3 separate regions of the Homo sapiens genome follow, and all the other regions are linked to region 2. Evidence: chromatin contacts called from ENCODE Hi-C or POLR2A ChIA-PET data. All regions are on one chromosome and are shown on one strand. Each heading gives the region's core, a stretch centred on a gene start or an enhancer-like site at or near the end of the contact. The rest is flanking DNA. Distances are from core to core; before and after follow the strand shown. Region 1 holds the start of PITHD1 (PITH domain containing 1). Region 2 holds the start of MYOM3 (myomesin 3). Region 3 holds the start of HMGCL (3-hydroxy-3-methylglutaryl-CoA lyase).

What was found. Hi-C counts contacts between places; a loop is a spot of excess contacts on that map. ChIA-PET counts read pairs that join two places held with the same protein, here RNA polymerase II (POLR2A). Pooled maps may share reads with other maps.
Region 1: a map of sigmoid colon shows a loop between it and region 2 (3-fold over the local background). The contact joins the promoter of PITHD1 here to the promoter of MYOM3 in region 2. A Hi-C loop is called at or near these places in 2 of 168 maps with a recorded cell type or tissue (B cell and sigmoid colon), 2 of 37 single-sample maps with no recorded cell type and 20 of 50 pooled maps. POLR2A ChIA-PET finds 5 or more read pairs at or near these places in 1 of 52 experiments (MCF 10A).
Region 3: a loop to region 2 is called in a pooled map, with 2.9 times the contacts of the local background. The contact joins the promoter of HMGCL here to the promoter of MYOM3 in region 2. A Hi-C loop is called at or near these places in 1 of 37 single-sample maps with no recorded cell type and 2 of 50 pooled maps. POLR2A ChIA-PET finds 5 or more read pairs at or near these places in 2 of 52 experiments (K562 and Panc1).

The regions. Positions count from the first base shown.
Region 1 is chr1:23,776,966-23,781,235 of GRCh38, forward strand. It overlaps PITHD1 (PITH domain containing 1), which reads left to right and starts at 1,453. Exons shown (of 6, transcript NM_020362.5): 1 at 1,453-1,748; 2 at 2,473-2,516; 3 at 2,899-2,976. The coding sequence starts at 1,551. ELOA-AS1 (ELOA antisense RNA 1) reads right to left here and starts at 1,332. Exons shown (of 4, transcript NR_038280.1): 1 at 1,234-1,332. RefSeq lists enhancers at 177-1,129, 2,383-3,582 and silencers at 1,383-1,692, 1,783-1,832.
Region 2 is chr1:24,109,365-24,113,863 of GRCh38, forward strand. It overlaps MYOM3 (myomesin 3), which reads right to left and starts at 2,771. Exons shown (of 37, transcript NM_152372.4): 1 at 2,667-2,771. RefSeq lists an enhancer at 2,973-3,481.
Region 3 is chr1:23,822,691-23,827,427 of GRCh38, forward strand. It overlaps HMGCL (3-hydroxy-3-methylglutaryl-CoA lyase), which reads right to left and starts at 2,739. Exons shown (of 9, transcript NM_000191.3): 1 at 2,666-2,739. The coding sequence starts at 2,725. It overlaps LOC105376861 (a long non-coding RNA gene), which reads right to left. Exons shown (of 3, transcript XR_947068.2): 2 at 3,394-3,493; 3 at 2,850-2,898. RefSeq lists an enhancer at 2,740-3,608.

The DNA.
Region 1 (4,270 bases), core at 203-2,702, 330 kb before region 2:
TGTCTTTTCCCCACCAGGGAGTAGGAAAACATTCTATCCTGAAAACAAGATTATTTCACCTCTAAACAGTGACTTTTAATTATTTTGATCTCAACCCACAATATGAAAAACACATCATATTGTGTCTGAATACAAACTCAAAACTGAAACAAAAGTTTCATCAATTGAGACTTGAAATGTGTGATACATTCTGGGTTTTTTTTTTTTTGTATTCTATTTTTTTTTTAAATGTTGATCACAATTCTCTATAAACGGATTTTAAAACCTATTGACAGGCCACAACCAGCTGTTCGAAAAAAAGTACTTTGAAATATCACATGGGGGAGGAAACGCAGAGATCATCTAGTCCAATCCCTTCACTTCACAGGGGGTAAACTGAGTCTCAGAAGATCAAGTCACTTGCCCAAGGCCACGCAGCTAGTAAGTTGCTGTGGTTGGATTTGACCGTAATAACCATCGGCTACTGAATGCCCATCATGTGTCAGCCATTTGCTGAGTTTTTTCTTTTTTTTTCTTTTTGAGACAGAGTCTTGCTCTGTCGCCAGGCTGGAGTGCAGTGGCGCGATGTCGGCTCACTGCAACCTCTGCCTCCCGGGTTCAAGCGATTCTCCTGCTTCAGCCTCCCGAGTAGCTGGGACTACAGGCTCGCGCCACCACGCCTAGCTAATTTTTGTATTTTTAGTAGAGACGGGGTTTCATCATGTTGGCTAGGATGGTCTCGATCTTTTGACCTCGTGATCCGCCCGCCTCGGCCTCCCAAAGTGCTGGGATTACAGGCGTGAGCCACCGCGCCCGGCCTGCTGAGTTCTTTAATTGCATTATTTCATTTAATACTCACTGTGATCCTATGAAACAGATACTATTCTTTCCACCTTACAGACGGGGAAACGGAGTCTCAGAATAGGGGAAATGACTTAAGGTGTCACAATGGCCAGTAGCAGACCCAGGAGTAGTCTTTAGGTCTGGCCGTGCACAAAGCCCCATGCTCTCAAGCTGTAACCCCGCTATCAAGAAAGTGGTTATGCAAGTGGGCCTGTGAGCTCTCAACGTCTAAGCCGTGCGCATGTGAGACAGCGATAAGCTCGCGTTCTCCAGTCTCCAGGGCCTTATCATTCCTCACGCTTTCCTTCATCGGCTCGCAAAGAAACGTGGCGATCAAGGAAGACAGCGAAGGCTCCATCCTCGTCGGGGGAGGATAATTCGAATCTCAGCCTGTGAGTTTACTCAGCACACCTGTTTAATCTCTTGGTCCTTCAGTTTCCACACCTAGGAAGCTGGAACAGCAGCAGCATCCAGCGCCAGGACTGGAGTCATATACGAACTCTGGCACCTGGGAGGCGCGCGTCCTACGTCAGTTCCGCTCGACCCCACCCCCCCCGCCCCCCCGCCTTCTCCCCACGCGCATGCGCCGCGCAGCGGCGCTTTTTACGACGCGGCAGGCGCGGCGCGCTTAGTTGCCGGAGCTGAACGGCGCGGAGCTGGTCTGAGGCGAGCCGAGCCGAGCGAGCGCGGCGGTGGGGCCGAGAGGACGCGCAGGTGGCGGCGTTGCCATGTCGCACGGTCACAGCCACGGCGGGGGTGGCTGCCGCTGCGCCGCCGAACGGGAGGAGCCGCCCGAGCAGCGCGGCCTGGCCTACGGCCTGTACCTGCGCATCGACCTGGAGCGGCTGCAATGCCTTAACGAGAGCCGCGAGGGCAGCGGCCGCGGCGTCTTCAAGCCGTGGGAGGAGCGGACCGACCGCTCCAAGGTGGGCCGCCTGGGGCTTGGGGCGGGCGGGGCAGGGTGCGTGTGGGGCCTCGGGCCGTCGGTCTACTCATTTCTGATGTTAAGAATAACGACAGCCTGGTTGCCAAGCGCTTTTCCGTGCCTGTCTCCTGCCAGCTCTTTGGGAGGCGAGCAGCGTTGTCTCCCCATTTTGCATATAGGGAAACTGAGGCCTAGAGGGAACGGGGACAGTTTTGTCAAGCTACACAGCCTAACGCTCTATTCCAGGGCTGTGTGGGCTAGAGAGGATGGTCGTGAGGGCCGTTGGACCATTGGTGCTAATGGCTGCCTCATCATATTACCTGGTGAAGATGAGCCTAGGGAGATGAAAGGTGGTTCCCATATAGAGCAAATGTTCTTTACATTGTGGGGTCGCAGGCCCCTTTGCTATCTGTTTGAAAGCAGTGGACCTTCTTCTCAGAAAAATGCACATAAACACCTGCCTTTCAGTTCACACTTCAGAAGGCTCTTCGACCCTGGAAATTCATTCATGGGCTTTTTGTTAAGAACCTTCCAGTTGGGTGGCCTGTGGCTGTTATGACACTGGATAAGACTGGTTAGCTTCAAGTTAATAAGTCTTGGAAAACCAAGGGAGAGTGACTCTTCCCATTGCACCCCAGTTGTAGAGCAGGGTGGGAGATGCCTGAAATTGTAGGCTCTCAGCAAATATTTGTTGCTTTCTCCTCCCCCCTCCCCATCCCCTCCAGTTTGTTGAAAGTGATGCAGATGAAGAGCTTCTGTTTAATATTCCGTAAGTATCTCCTTGGTGCCTACCTCAGGCTAAATAGGCTGTACCCAGTTGCCTCAGATGGATTCATTCACTGGTGTCAAGAGCACACATTTGCTTCTAGAAATGGGATAAATTACTTTGGTGGGTTTGAGGAGGAAAGCATCATAGCTTTCTTGGTGCAGACTGGAAACAGATGTATTTGTAGAACAATAACTGAGAAATTGAGGTAGATTTCTTAGAATTGTAGAATGCTAGAGGTAGACAGGATCTTAGAAATTATCTAGTACAAGTTGACAGATGAGTAAACTGAAGCCCATACAGGGGAAGGGTCTTGCCCAGGGTCACACAACTAAACAGGTATTCAAACTCAGGTTTGACAACCTTCTCTTTTGCATTCTGGCAGATTTACGGGCAATGTCAAGCTCAAAGGCATCATTATAATGGGAGAGGATGATGACTCACACCCCTCTGAGATGAGACTGTAAGTGGCAAAGGCTTAGGCCCTCAAAGGAGCTCCTAATTCTCTTTTTCTGGTAACATTTTATTCCAGAATAGTATCATTTTCTTCTTACCGGGTTTAATATTTCCCCTTTTAAAATATCTTGGTCCTGTTCTCATTCTGCATTGGAATACATATATTTCTTCCTGAATTAATGACTTTTTTAGATTAAGCATCTTTAGGCCCAACAGCGTGTCTCATATTTCAAAGTGCTTACTATGACATGATTCATTCAGAGAGCATTGTGTAAATGTCACTTGTTGATGACTCTGCAGTTTTCTTAATAACTAGCTGCAGATCTCATATGATCTTTATGGATTCTAGGGGTTAGCTTCAACATTTTTCCTTGCTATTTCATACAGTAATGATCTTATGTGTTTTGTTGACATGGAATTGCTCCACCTGACTTTGCGTGGCATTTAGTTAGCAAAGTTGTGTATACCTCTTGCAACACTGAATCTTTTGCCACCAGAGCTAGTACCCTTTTTGACAACTTACCTTATTCCAGAACAGCCTTCCTAAAAGAAGGGGAAAACTGCTTTCTGAGTGCTGGAGAAACATATAAGAAGAACTTTACATTTAAAAAATTCAGTCCGGGTGCAGTAGCTTATCTCACAAAACCAATAAAAGATGATATATAGGCTGGGCACAGTGGCTTACACTTGTAATCCCAGCACTTTGGGAGGCTGAGGCGGGCGGATCACCTGAGGTTCGAGACCAGCCTGGCCAACCTGGTAAAACCCCGTCTCTACTAAAAAAACAAAAATTAGCTGGGCCTGGTGGTGCGTGCCTGTAATCCCAGCTACTAGGGAGGGTGAGGCAGGAGAATTGCTTGAACCTGGGAGGCGGAGGTTGCAGCGAGCCGAGATCTCGCCACTGCACTCCAGCCTGGATGACAGAATGAGACCCCATCTCAAAAGTAATAATAAAAACAAATAAATAAAAAATTCAAATCCTAAAGGCCGAGCATGGTGGTTCACACCTGTAATCCCAGCACTTTGGGATGCCGAGACTGGTTAGGAGTTCAAGACCAGCCTGACCAAGATGCTGAAACCCCGTCTCTACTAAAAATACAAAAATTAGCCGGGCATGGTGGCACACGCCTGTAATCCCAGCTACTTGGGAGGCTGAGGCAGGAGAATCGCTTGAACCCAGGTGGCAGAGGTTGCAGTGAGCCAGGATCGTGCCACTGCACTCCAGTCTGGGTGACAGAGCAAGACTCCATCTCAAAAGAAAAAAATAATTCAAATCCCAGCACTTTGGGAGGCCGAGGCGG
Region 2 (4,499 bases), core at 1,521-4,020:
TAGATGAGTGCTTGGGGCTTAGTAAGTACAACATAAGTATTAGGCATTAGCATTATTTTTCTAAGAAGCCTTGCAGAAAGACTACAGGCCACCTAGAATTTTCCCTCTTCTCATTTCTTTTGTACTTATTTTCTAGCACTCCACAATTTAGCATTGATTCAGACAATGCTTTCTCTATGTAATTATTTTGTATCTGTGCATCTTGACTGTTCAACAAGACTGTAAGTGAATTAAAAGTAACAATAGTGAGAACTTACTATGTTCCATGCCCATGTTAGTTTTCAAATGCATTATCCCCAGTCCCTGCAATAACCCAAATGAGGACAGCACCATTATTATCCCATTTTACTGATGAACAGGGGCAGTACTTGCTCAAGGTCACCCAGCATGATGGTGGGGCCATGACTGGCAGCCAATCCCTAGCCCAACCCCTAGCCCTTCTGATCTCTATGTCATATGTCCATTCAAGGCCAGGCCGTGGCAGAGGCTGGGGACACGGTGGGCCACAGGGCCTTTCTCCTTATAAGGGGATTGCAATGTACACATCTCCTTTGCATTCCCAAGGCTCAAGTCTAGGCCCGTGATGGCGCCCAGTGGGGCCGGATCAGATTGACCCAGGGGAGGCTCAGGAAGCGGATCCATGGATATGGAGAGGCAAACGAGGGGTGTGGGAGGCCCGTGTGCCCGCTGGCTGTGGGTTTTTGCACTGAGTTTTCTCATATCCGGGCTTCAGTCACTGCTGGGTCTCTGAGGGCCCCCCTGATGCTAAAGCTAAAATCCCTGGAATGGCTTTCACACCTCCTCCAGGTGGGAATCCTGGTCTGCAGGCTTCTGGCATGGGAGGGTTCCTGCCCAGGCGTGGGGATGGAAACAGAAGAGGGATGACCGCCTGCCTTGGCCTGCTCCTGTCAGCTTCTGTGGGGTCAGCTCTGTCTGGCCCCTGCCTCTCTAGAGGGTCCTGCTGGAGGTGGCAGCGTGTGTGTGTGTGGGCGTGCATGTGTGTGTATGTGTGTGTGTGCGTGCATGTGTAGGCTGTCTTCTGCCTGGATGTGAACACAGCACCTAGGTGACCATTTCTCTAAGTCCATGGCATGGAAGGTGAGCCCACTGGCTTTATTGGAGAGCCGTTGGCCTGGAAGGGGCATGTGGTGGAGGTGTCTGGGGCTCGGGCTGTGGAGGGTCAGTCTTAGTGGGCTTTTACCCCTTCTACTTCCTAGAAGTTTGCTCCTTTTGGGTGTCTGCAGTTGTGGGCATCAGGAAAAAGAGAATGGATGGCTGCAGGGTTAGCTGGGACCAAGGGCTGCCCCCTAAAGCTCCCTGGGCTCCTGCTAATCATCTCAAATGACATAATGGGACAGTCACCCTCTTTGGCTTCGTATCACTCCCTCCCGATGGAAGAAGTTCTCTTTGCACCCAAAGAAGTGGCTAGCCCTGCTCATTCTGCTCTTTCTTCCTCATGGCCCAGGAGGAGAGCTGCTGGGTACCACCCTAGGTGGAGCAAGGACCCCCCACTCTGCCCCAGCTTTCCTGGGACACGATGGCCCTGGCTCCAGTGGCTGAGAGTTAACATTCCCTGGCACCAGCCACTGGCTCCCTTCCCCTGGATGCTCTGTTCCCGATTAGCACAGCAGGCAGGGGCCTGGCGCTCGTCCCTGACCTCGGGGCCTCCAGCAACCAGACCCCTGGCTTTAGCGGATGAGCTACCAATTCTTTTTAAAGCACTGACTGATGCGTGGTATTAAGCAGGGACAAGTTTGCGGCCTCACTGCCCTTTCCCAAAGGACCAGGGTGCCTCTTCCCGGAACACTGTGTGTGCCTGCGTGGAGGGGAAACTGCCCCCGCTTCCCTCTCTTGGGGTGCAAAAATCTGGGCCAGAGGTCCCACTGCGTGGCCTTCCCTATTCCCCTCTGCTTTCCTCCCAAGCCTCCATCTGCCGAGGAGGCCTCTCCCCTTCTTCAGGAGGGAAAGAGGAATGCACAGCAGTTGAGCCAAGACCCCTCCAGGAGCTGCGATGGGGGCGGATGGTGGCTGGGAGCAGAGACACATCCTGCGGGCGGCGGGTGGCACAGGCTGGGACGTGTTCTTAGCCAGTGGCTCCACCAGCTTCCGCGAGGCCGAATCCTGCCCTTGCCAGTCATGAGCTGAGGCAACTCCTTTCCCGTCTGGGCCTCGGTTTCCTGTCAGGCACTGGATGAAATCCCTTCCAGCTCTAAGATTTGGGATCCGAGGGCTCGCTCTCTTTCCCTGCCTGTGGGGTTGGCCAAGCCGGGCTCAGCCAGCTCCGCTCTAAGTTCGTGGAACTTGCCAGCTTAGCCTGGCTCCCGCTTATCGCTGCTCCATCACAGGAAAGACTCCAGTTCCCAGGGCAGCCCCCACTCTTTTTTTTTTTTTTGCAACTTTCACATCACAGACAGCTCAGCTCTCAGAAGACCCAGGGCCACACAGAACAGTGGGATGGGGCAGGGGTTTCTGGAATCCCCTCCCATTTTCACTTGGGTGCTGCCTCAGCACAAATTTCCCAGGCTCCTTTCACAACACACAACACACATACACACAAACACACACACGTGCACACACACACACACATGCACCCACAGATATCACTCCCCAGTGGCTGACTCTTAGGAGGCATCCCTCCCCCACCCTGATTTCTGGGGGTGACTCACAGAAGCAGTGTGCCCACTTAGGAGTCTCTGGGGAGAAGATTCCTGAGGCCGAGAGGGTCCTTGTTCTCTTCTTGCCCTCGGCTCAGCGGGCACCGGGAGAAGAATGCGATCCCGGAGACTGCACCGTCTTAAATATAGCAGCACTGAGACAGTACAATGACAATGGATGAGAACTATGGCATCGGGGACAGGGGGCCAAGGGGAGGGGCCATTCCGTGTCTCCAGCCTGCTGGGCAGCAGCGACAGGTGGAGCTGTCCGCCGCGTCCCCCCACACTGCTCCTCCTCTCAGCTGGGTCCTTTCTGCCCAACCCAAGCCCCTGTTAAAATGGAAAGGAGGGAACGGCTCAGGCATGGTCGTATGGAGGGCAGATCCCGTGCGGCGTTCTCAGCTGTCGGGAGTTCTGATCTGAATTCTGCCCCGGCTGACTGGGTGCCCTGGGGAAGGCGCTCAGCTTCCCTGAACTGACTGCCTTCTGAAAAACGGAGACAGTGAGACTGGGCACCTGGACTTCATGAAGACGGTGGAAGGAATATGACCTAAAAGTGAGTGTTTCGTGCTCAGAAGTTGTCACTGGCTAAAACAGCAATGTGTGGCTCCTGGTCCCTCCACCACTCCGGTAGTTACTACACGGCCCCCGCCCTGACCACAGTCATGTGTGTGTGGTGTGGTGCAGGCAGGAGGAGCTGGGGAGCCACCTACTGCTTCACTGTGCAAACTGCTCAGGCTGCCAGAGTGTCCCCTGAAGGGCCTTCTTATAGGGTAAACGCACCTGACAGGGATAACTGAAGCACGCTCCAAGAATGACCCTGTGTGGAAGACCTGAATATGTGTTCCGAGCTAAGGAATCTGGGGAGTAGCCAACCCGTTTCTTACCTACGATGAATATCTGAGCCCCCGTCCCGTCCCTTCTGGTGGAACGCTGGCCATACAGGGGATTGAGGCCCTGAGTTTTGGGTTAAATGAAGATTGCCAGGTGGAGGTCATTAGGGGATGGTGTAAAGTGAAAATGCTCTATAAACTGCATGCTGTTTGCAAGGGGCTGAGGTTTTCCTGCCCAGTCGGCCGCCACTGGTATGTTGTCCAGCCCGCCGCCCCTGGACCATTTCTGTATGTAAGGCGGTTCTCCTGTCCAGTTCATCACCAGTGGACTCTCTCTCCTGTAGGCAAGCCCCTAACAAACCCCCACGTTCCTTCCTTTCCTTCCTTCCCTTCCTTCTCTCCCTTTCTTTTTCTTTCTTTCTTTCTTTCTTTCTTTCTTTCTTTCTTTCTTTCTTTCTTTCTTTCTTTCTTTCTTTCTTTCTTTCTTCTTTCTCTTTCCTTCCTTCCTTCCTTCTTTCCTTCTTTCCCTCCCCCCCTCCTTCCTTCCTTCCTTCCTTCTCTCTCTCTTTCTTTCTTTCTTTCTTTCCTTCTTTCCTTCTTTCTTTCCTTCTTGAGTCAGAGTCTCACTTTGTTGTCCAGGCTGGAGTGCAGTGGCATGATCTCAGCTCACTGCAACCTCCGCCTCCTGAAACCCCCATGTTCCGTTTGCTGGCTATGGATCTTTTCTTTGGCCTCTCAAACCTGGTGCCTTCCCTACTGAGGTTAATAGGTGTTCGGCACCACACCTCTTCCCACCCTTTGCCCTCTCCTGCCATTCCCTCAGTCTCAATTCTTTCCCCCTCACATTCATTGGCACCTACCCTATGCCAGACCCTAACCTACAGGGGAAGTCAGGCACTTACGACAGGAGGTGATCAGGAAGGTGCACCTGGGTCGAGTCTCAGAGGATGAGCCGGTGAGGGGAAGGCTGTACCGGCCCCTAGCCAGAGAGCACAGCTTCCCTCCCTCACCC
Region 3 (4,737 bases), core at 1,489-3,988, 290 kb before region 2:
AGGTCCCTGCAACTTGAATCTCCCTCCAACAGGGATGTTCAGCCTCTGCTAGTATATCACCCTAAAACTATCTCACTGGAACATAAGTTTCATGAGACAGGGACTTTGTTTTATTCAATGCTGTATTTCTAAGGCCCTGGGACATAATAGGGGCTCGATAAATAACAGTTGAGTGTTGCTGAAATAATCTAAAACCTGCTTCAGGCCAAGCGTGGTGGCTCACGCCTGTAATCCCAGCACTTTGGGAGGCCGAGGTGGGCAGATCACCTGAGGTCAGAAGTTCGAGACCAGCCTAGCCAACATGGTGAAGCCCTATCTCTACTAAAAACACATAAATTAGCTAGGCATGGCAGCAGGTGCCTGCAATCCCAGCTACTCGGGAGGCTGAGGCAGGAGAATTGCTTGAACCCAGGAGGAGGAGGTTGCAGTGAGCTGAGATCGTGCCATTGTACTCCAGCCTGGGGTACAAGAGCGAGACTTCTTCATCTCAAAAAAAAAAAAAAAAAAAAAAGCTTCTAAAACCTGCTTCCAAGCTGCTTTTATTAGAACATTATAAACTCAATTCCACTTCCTTCCTTCCCCGTAACAGCTCTTCACATAATAATTCAGTTTTTAAACACTTAATATTTGCCAGGCACATACAAGAGCCATTTACATATTTATTTATTTATTTATTTATTTGAGATACAGTCTCATTCTGTCTCCAGGCTGGAGAGCAGTGGCGCGATCTTGGCTCACTGCAACCTTCACCTCCCAGGTTCAAGTGATTCTCCTGCCTCAGCCTCCCGAGTAGCTGGGACTACAGGTGCGCACCACCACACCTGGCTAATTTTTTGTATTTTAGTAGAGACAGGATTTCACCAGGTTGGCCAGGCTGGTCCCGAACTCCCGACCTCAAGTGATCCACCCACCTCAGCCTCCCAAAGTGCTAGGATTATAGGCATGAGCCACCACGCCTGGTGAGCCATTTACATATTAACCCATACTGTCCTCTCAACAATCTTATCAGGTAGGAACTATCATCATCCCCATTTTACTGTAAGAAATCTAAGGCCCCACTTGGGAGGCTGAGGCAGAAGAATCGCTTGAACCTGGGAGGCAGAGGTTGCAGTGAGCTGAGATTGAGCCACTGCACTCCAGTCTGGGTGACAGATGACAGAGCAAGACACCGTCTCAGGAAAAAAAAAAAGAAAGAAAAGAAAAGAAATCTGAGACCCAAAGAGATTAAGTAATCTTCCCGAGGTGACATGGGGAGTTACTCACTGAGGCAATATCTAAACCTGGCAGTGTGGCTCTAGAGCACAAGCTCCTAACCTCTGGGCCACTGTTGCCTCTTTACCACCGTTCGTTCGGTCCACAGTCTTCTCCTGGTTAAACATCCCGTTCCTCCTCTGTAAAGCTCTGCTCAGAGAGGGTCCCCCTAACCACACAAGTACTGTGCCACAGTGTCCTGAGGTATGGTGTACCTGCATCAACACCAACAGCGAATACTGACTAAACCCAGTGTTAAACTACAGGCCAGGGACTATTATTATCCCAACTCCGTAGGTGAAGAAACTAAGCCTCAGAAAGGTTACCCAAAAATCACAATTAGAAAGTGACAGAGCTTGGACTTGAACCCATATCTAGGCCTAATACTAATACTGGTTCCTATGCTTGGAACCCCATGGAGGGCCATCTCATTACACCAAATATTTCTTAAAAGCTTATTAATATCTACTATTGCGTTTAACTTTCCAAGTTGGAATTGCCATCTTCATTTTACACATGAGCAGGTGGTGCAGGTGAATGGCCAAGTAAAGATATTAACGTGGCTTTCTGAGAGGGACCCAGTGCCAGGAGTGTATTTTTCCCTCTATACAGTTATAACTCCTTCTCAACTCCCTAAGGTAAAAATACCACCACCGACTGATCACTTATTAGGAGCCAGAACACTGCCAGATGTGTTACTTACATTTTCTCTAATTTCCAAAACAACCCCAAGGGAATGTTGTCCGTTTTACAGACGAAAGAGCTGAGGTTTAGAGAAAGTAAATAACTATGTCATTAAGTCTAGAAAGTGGCAGAACTATTGGGACACCCTAGCTTCAGCTTTTATTTTTTCTGCTCCATACAGCTACGTCTCCCACACTTTTTCTGCGCTGAGAATGGGAGAGGGGAAAACATCAGGATCGAACAGGATCAAAGTGCAATTCCAAGGGAATCACAGCTTGGCTCCAATCAACGCAAGTCCCGCTCGGTAGGCTGGGATAGTTCCCCAAGCATCTCTAAAAGCAACAACAGTTGGAAATGGAGACGAAGGAAATGGAAGCGTGTTCTTGATTTTCACTAATGAAGAGTTGGAGAGGTCTGAAGTTCAATTAGAGGGAGAAAGGGGCCAGGGTCATCGGAAAGGGCCCTGGGCGGGGAATCAGGGCACCTAGGATGGCGTCCCAGGTCTCCATGACCCAGACAAGTCACTCCACCTCTCCGGACCTCAGTTTTCCCATCCCCTTCAAAGGATTTGAGGGGAAAAGGGAGGGTCCAGGACTCCAACGCCCTCCCGACTCTGGCCTGAGAGCTGTCCGGCCTCGCCTCTAAGAGAGCAGTCACCACGGGCCAAGCCCCCAACCCTGACAGTCAGAGTGCCTGCAGGGCCGCCGCCTCGGCGGCTCGGGGCACTTACAGCCCGGAGGGACGCCAAGCCCACCAGTCGCCGCGGAAGCGCCTTCCTCATTGCTGCCATCTTGGCCCAGAATCCCCCGCGGCAGTCCAGCTGGGCCCCGCGTGACCGATGGCTCGTCTGGTGGGCGCGGCCCCGCCCCCGCCCCTCCGCCGTGACTTCCGAAGCTGGCTCCACCCCCAGCCTCTCTCCGTTTTGATTCCGAGCGCCTCTTCCATGCCAGGCCAAGTGAGACGCTAGGAATATAAAGATGAACAGAATCAGCCTGGACACCATGTAATCCTAGCACTTTGGGAGACCGAGGCGGGTAGATCACCTGAGGTCAGGAATTCGAGACCAGCCTGGCTAACATGGCGAAACCCCCGTCTCTCCAAAAAATCCAAAAAAAAAAAAAAAAAAAAAAAAAAAAAAAAAAAGCCGGGCGTGGTGGTGGGCGCCTGTAATCCCAGCTACTTGGGAAGCTGAGGCAGGAGAATTGTTTGAACCCGGGAGGCGAGGTTGCAGCGAGCGGAGATCGTGCCACTGCACTCCAGCCTGGGCGACACAGTGAGAGCCTGTCCAAAACAAAAAACCCAAAACCAAACAAACAAAAACATGAAAAGAAATTAACCAAATTCTGTGGCTTCTTGTGTTTAGAGTGTGGGAGGTGTGAGGAGACACATATTAATAGTTACACAAACAGTTGTGTCATTTCTAACTTGCACTATAAGAAGCAACGATTTGCTACTCACTGTTCCGAGTTCTTAGCACGGATTAACTCACGCATCACGATCTTCAGGATTCAAACACAGGCAGGCAGCTCCAGAGAGGGGGCATCCTTAGATTTCATACCTTAAAAAAATGATTAAGATTTATCTAGGTGTACTTTCTGAAGGGCTGAAAAAAAAAAAAATCTATCCAGGTGAAGAGGATACAAGAAAAACTTTCCAGACGGTGTAGCATTCGCAATGGCCCTGAGGCAAAGAAAATGCTGAGAACACTGTTTTTCTCTCTTTTGTTTTGTTGGTTTGTTTTGTTTGTTTGAGATGGAGTCTCACTCTGTCACCCAGGTTGGAGTGCAGTGGCGCGATTTCGGCTCACTGCAACCTCCGCCTCCCGAGTTCAAGAGAGTCTCGTGCCTCAGTCTCCCGAGTAGCTGGGATTACAGGTGTGCACCACCACGCCTGGCTAATTTTAGTGTTTTTAGTAGAAACGAGGTTTCACCGTGTTGGCCAGGCTGGTCTCAAATTCCTGACCTCAGGTGATCCGCCCGCCTTGGCCTCCCAAAATGCTGGGATTACAGGCGAGAGCCACCGCCCCCGGCCAGAGCACTGTTTTCAAACTGTATGTTGTACCCCACTAATTGGTCACAGTATCAATTTAGTGGGTACAAACTTTATTTAAAACAAAGAACTAGAATTTTATCTATCTATCATCTATCTATCTATCTATCTATCTATCTATCTATCTATCCATCTATATTTATTTATTAAGACGAAGTCTCACTGTGTTGCCCAGGCTGGAGTGCGGTGGCGTGATCTCGGCTCACTGCAACCTCTGACCCCGGGGTTCAAGCGATTCTCCTGCCTCAGCCTCCGGAGTAGCTGGGATTACAAGTGCCCATCACCGTGCCCAGATAATGTTTGTATTTTTAGTAGAGATGGAGGATTTCACCATGTTGGCCTGGGCTGAAGCAATCCACCCTCCTCGGCCTCCCAAAGTGCTGGGATTACAGGCGTGAGCCACTGTGCCAGGCCCCAAATATAAAATATTGCTCTATAAAATAATAAAAGAGTGATCTAAAAAAATAAAAATAATAATAAAAGAGAAAAGGCTGGGTGCAGTGGCTTACACCAGTAATTCCAGCACTTTGGGAGGTCGAGGTGGGAGGATCACTTGAGGTCAGAACTTGAAGACCACTCTGGCCAATAAAGTGAGACCCCAAGTCTATTCAATAAATAAGAAAAATAGCCAGGTGTGGTGGCTCATGCCTGTAATCCCAACACTTTGGGAGGCCGAGGTGGGCGGATCACTTGAGGTCAGGAGTTCGAGACCAGCCTGACCAACATGGTGAAACCCCGTCTCTACTAAAAATA